Regions from separate parts of the Homo sapiens genome. Here region 1 is linked to region 2. A link is an interaction called in ENCODE POLR2A ChIA-PET data of the cell type or tissue named here. Cell type or tissue: IMR-90. All regions are shown on one strand.

Region 1 (2,500 bases), 930 kb before region 2:
AGGCAGGACTAGGGCAGCCAGCCTTGGCCTGAGGCAGCCGTGCCAGGGTGACTGGGGACAGAGGAACTCGGGGTCTGGCCCTGAGCAATGTGCTGGATTTACAAGTAGAGACAAGGTGGTGGCATTCCAGGGAGGAACAGGCTGAACAAAGGCCCAGAGGTAGAGTTCACAGTGTGACAGGCACAGACAGATGCCACAGCCCCGCTCCTTCCCGATGCCGGCCCTGGGCCTCAAGGTCATCTTCTGGCCTGGGGTGGTGGTCATGGAGGATCCAGGATATCTAGATTCAAGTGCTCTCCCTGCCGTCTGGGCTGCCTCCTTCCCATGGACCCAGGACCTGCCCTCCCAGACTGTCTTCCTTCTTGCTCTTGTTTGTCCCATCCTCCTCATCCCTCCCATCTCACGTTGGGGCTGGGAGCTCATTCCAGGCTTTGCCTCTCCACAATACTTTTTCCCTCGGGGACACCTGAGGGATGAGCAGGACTTAGCTAGGAGAAGAAGAACAGAGCATTTTGGCAGGAGGAACAGCATGGTCAAAGCCCCGAGGTGGGCAAGAGCTTGGTGAGTTGGAGGAACTGAAAGGCAGTGTGGCTGGGGTGTAGTTGGAGACAGAGACAGATCTCCAGGCTCTGCCATGATTCATTTCCAGAGCATTCAGCCTCTCCACCAGGAAAATGTCAAGAAAAAGCAGCTCTGTTTCCAGAGAGGGAAACTGAGGCACAGAATGTGGTTGAGGGAAGGTGTCTCCCCTCATGCCTGGGGCTCATCTCTCCTTCTGGGCACTGTGTTTTCTGGAGAAGAGGACTCTCAACTGAGGCCCAGAGAGAATCTAATGCCTGATGATCTGAGGTAGAACAGTTTCATCCGGAAACCATCACCCCCCAACCCCCCACCCCGTCTATGGAAAAATTGTCTTACATGAAACTGATCCCTGGTGCCAAAAGGTTGGGGACCACTGCTCTAGAGCACACTGGGTAGCAGGGGTGTGACCTTTTCTGGAAGGAAAGATCCAGGATCCCCTGGGTGCCCTGCCCTGGGGACTGTGGTCTGGCTTCCAGGGATATCAGCTGTCCTTTTAAGGGACCAGGTCACCAGTCAGGCCTATTGGCCTTCTCAGGAAGGCTGAGGGCTGTGGAACATTCCCGCTCTGTGAGGTCCTGCAGGGCAGCTCATTGCAGAGGACACGGAGCAGCCCCCAGCTTGCTGGCCAATCCCCCTCTTCCTAGAACCCCCTGAGAAGCAGAGAGGGAGGACAGCCCTTGGGACGCCCAGGAGCAGGAGAGAGAGCTACAGGGAGGGGCCAACAGCAAACTTTGAACCCCACCCTCTGTTGGGAACTGCCCAGTAGGGACTCCAGACATTTGGCTTCCAGGGCTAGATTTAGTTCTGACTCACTGGCTGACTTTAGACAGCTCACATAATCTCTCTGTGCCCGGGTTTCTTCTCAGGAAAATTGCAAGAAAAAGTCATGTTTTTCTCTTCCTTCATCTTCCCAGTCAAAGGGAAGGTGAAATAAATGATGGGCGTTCCTGTTGTCTCTTTGTTATTATGCAAACAATTGGGTGCTACAAAGGGTGCAGGACAGACAGATAAATCCAAAGCTCTCGGATCTGCCTTTGAGACCAAATACAAACACGACTGCATGAGTGCATGCAGCATGCACACTCACACACACACACACAGAGGCAGGCACCAACACATGCACACACACTCACACACAGAAGCATGCACCAACATACACACACATATGTACACACAGAGGCGTGTGTGAACATGCACACACACACAGAGGCATGCACCAATACACGCAAGCACACACAGAGGCATACACCAACGCATGCACACACACGCAGGCATGCATGAACATGTACACACACACAGGCATGCACGAACACACGCACACACACAGTCTGCTTTTCCTTCCACTCCAATTTTGCCAATTCAGTTAGACTTTGAAACTGAGACCCAAGAAGAGGCTCCAGGTTAGGAGTTCCTGGTGCTAAGTCACAGAACTGGGTACATCTGTGCAGAGGCAGTGTATGACTGTTGCATCAGCCATGAAGGTGGCTGAGTTTGTGGTTGTAATGGAGATAAAAGTTGTGGCTTTGCGGTTCCGGTAATCATCTCAATTTCACTTTTTTTAGACACTACTAATATCTTCTTCCAACCCACTCCTCCTAACCAGAGAAGCCCATCCATAAGTTTAGAGCCAAGGTCAAGGAGGCCTGGAGAGGTGAATTCACTTGTCCGTGGTTCCACAGTTGGTTTTAGGGAGGGGACAACGCATCGAGGGCCCTTCCCCTACTTGGCTGCCCCGTGACACACACACACCTCTGTTGAGAAGCCCTGGAGGTGGCTCATTATGACCCAGGCTGTGTCTGAGACCAAGCTAGGAACAGAAAAGAGGCCAAGACCAGGAGCAGGAAGTGGCTGGAAGCAGAGTGGGACTTGAGAGTGAGCAACTGGCCCCTAACTGGGTGACTATGAACTTGACAGTTCC
Region 2 (2,500 bases):
GAGGCTGAGGGCAGGAGAATGGCTTGAACCCAGGAGGTGGAGGTTGCAGCGAGCTGAAACAACACTATTGCACTCCAGCCTGGGCAACAGAGCAAGACTCTCTCAAAAAAAAAAAAAAAAAAAATGAAAAAAAAGAAAAGAAATAAAGAAAAAGAAAAAGAAAAAGAAAATCTGTATAATAAAGTCTTTAAAAAGGAGAGACAAGAAAGAACTCCCCGCCAGTTGTGGTGGCTCACACCTATAATCCCAGCACTTTGGGAGGCGAAGACAGGCAGATCACCTGAGGTCAGGAGTTCAAGACCAGCCTGACCGACATGGTGAAACCCCGTCTCTACTAAAAAAAAAAAAAAAAAAAAAAAATTAGCTGGGCGTGGTGGTGCATGCCTGTAATCCCAGCTACTCAGGTGGCTGAGGCAGGAGAATCACTTGAACCCGGGAGGTGGAGGTTGCTGTCAGCCAAGATTGCGCCACTGCACTCTCACTGGGTGACAAAGGGAGACTCTGTTTCAAAAAAAAGAAAGAACTCCCTCTTCCACTGCCTCTGGTCCCCATTGCATCAGGTGAATATGTGATGCCTGCAGCTAATGCAGTCATTTTACAGCTAAGAGGGAACAAGCCTGAGGATGAGACTAATCCCCAAGCATGACAGAGTGGAAGAGGAAGGGACTGAGATGCTGGAAGATCCTGTGAGGCTGCCAAATTAACCAGGTCCAGCACTGGCCTGCTTCAGGATTCCTTTTTATATGAGATAATAAATTAAGCCATGTGTTTGGTGACATGTAAGCCAAAGTCCCCTTACTGATCTAAAGAAAGGAACAGTATAGAGGTCTGGCCCCTCTTTGCTGCAGAATGTCACCCATGGTATCTAAGAGGATGTTAGGATTGGAAGAAAAGCTGCTAAGTGGTATCCAAGAGGATGTTAGGATTGGAAGAAAAGCCGGTAAGAAGCGTGCCCTGGACGAATCTCTCTGAGTCCTTCCATTATACCATAGGGGCACGGGGAAATGGGGGAGATCACTGCTTCCTGCCTTACTCTCTGGAACCCCAGGCAGCCAATGCCAGGGGCCGCACTGGACTTCGCTTAGGAGGATGCTATAGGAGACCTGTGGTTTCAGAAGAGGGGATGGCAGAAACAAAACTCCCAAAGGACAGCTGGGCTTTTTGGCATCCTTCCTCACAAAGACAAGGAGACCTCCTCTCCCCGCACTCCCCAACACGCAGTAACCACAGCCACACAATGTCTACACACAGGGCACAAACGGCATTGTTTCTAACTGATCTCATGGTTCAGCCAGTCTCGGGGGCATCAGCTGTTCTGTAATGCATGACAAATCACTGTGGTTAACTTAACCCATCCTTGTCTCCTAGCTACAGTCATTAGACACTTGCCAAAAAATGTGCAGAGGGAATGCTGGGGAAACAAAGGAGAAGGGTCATGTGGAGAAGGCCACGAGGCCCAGCCCCTCTCCCGCACATCTGGAGGCTTCTGGAGCTCTGCCAGACTCCTGGAGTTCAGATGCAGCACCAGCCCAGGCTTTGGAGACAGGGGATAGGAGATGAGAGTGGTGGCCTTGAATTAGGAGCAAGTCACAGATCTTCAGTTAGTGAGTTTGCTCTCAGTCTTCATTTGGCCCCAGTTTTCTTTTTCTTTTTCTTTTTTTTTTTCTTGAGACTCAGTCTCACTCTGTCATCTAGTCAAGTGATCATGGCTCACTGCAGGCTCGACCTCCTTGGGCTCAGGTGATTCTCCCACCTCAGCCTCCCCAAGTAGCTGGGACTACAGGTGCACCACCACGCCTGGCTAATTTTGTATTTTTTGTAGAGACAGGGTTTTGCCATGTTGCTCAGGAAAGTCTTGAACTCCTGGGCTCAAGTGATCCACTGGCCTCAGCTTCCCAAAGGGCTGGGGATTAGAGGTGTGAGCCATTGCTCCCAGCCTGGCCCCAGTTTTCAAGGCTTTGTTTAGAACAGTGATTCTTAAATTTGAGCATGCATCAGAGTCCCCTGGAGGACAGGTTAAAACAGATTGCTGGGCCCCTTCCCCAGAGTTTCTGGTTGAGTAGGCCTGGGGTGAGGCCTGAGAATGTGCCTGTCTAAAAACTTTCAAGTGATGCTGATTCTGCTGCACAGGGGGACGCTGATTTGAGAACCACTGGCTTAGAGCTGCTGTGCATGACGGTGGCTCTCAGGTAGCAGCAGGAAGAGACTCAGACTCTTCTTCCTCTTCCTTCCCTTTGGGCTGAGGTAGGAACTAACGATGAATGACCAAAGGGGGAACCAATATCACCAATACTCTAAGATCACTGTGAACCAGGAACCAGGAGACTTGAGGTGTTATCCTGCCCCTGAATGATCTTTCTGTGTGGTGTTGCAAGGTCAACTCTGCTCTCTGGGTCTCAGTTTGCCCCTCTGTACAATAGGCAGGTGGTGTTTTTCTGCATGTGTTGTCGTTTCCACTAACAAACAGTTTTATAAAATAAGGAGGCTGGGCACGGTGGCT

Evidence for each region. ChIA-PET counts read pairs that join two places held together with the same protein. Peaks named below come from ENCODE experiments on the same cell type or tissue, not always from the same donor. Only the 100,000 strongest peaks of a DNase experiment are listed, where the experiment ranks them.
Region 1: POLR2A ChIA-PET joins it to region 2 with 11 read pairs; 1 of 35 experiments calls an interaction of 5 or more read pairs at or near these places.

What each region holds. Positions count from the first base shown.
Region 1 is chr10:69,732,813-69,735,312 of GRCh38, forward strand. No RefSeq gene overlaps it. Among named protein-coding and RNA genes, the nearest start is that of LINC02651, 50 kb to the left of the region's middle. RefSeq lists an enhancer at 1-13. In IMR-90, no CTCF peak of the experiment used is centred here; a DNase peak (open chromatin) is centred at 1,379; H3K27ac peaks cover 344 bases.
Region 2 is chr10:70,663,618-70,666,117 of GRCh38, forward strand. No RefSeq gene overlaps it. Among named protein-coding and RNA genes, the nearest start is that of ADAMTS14, 7.6 kb to the right of the region's middle. In IMR-90, no CTCF peak of the experiment used is centred here; a DNase peak (open chromatin) is centred at 1,314; H3K27ac peaks cover 655 bases.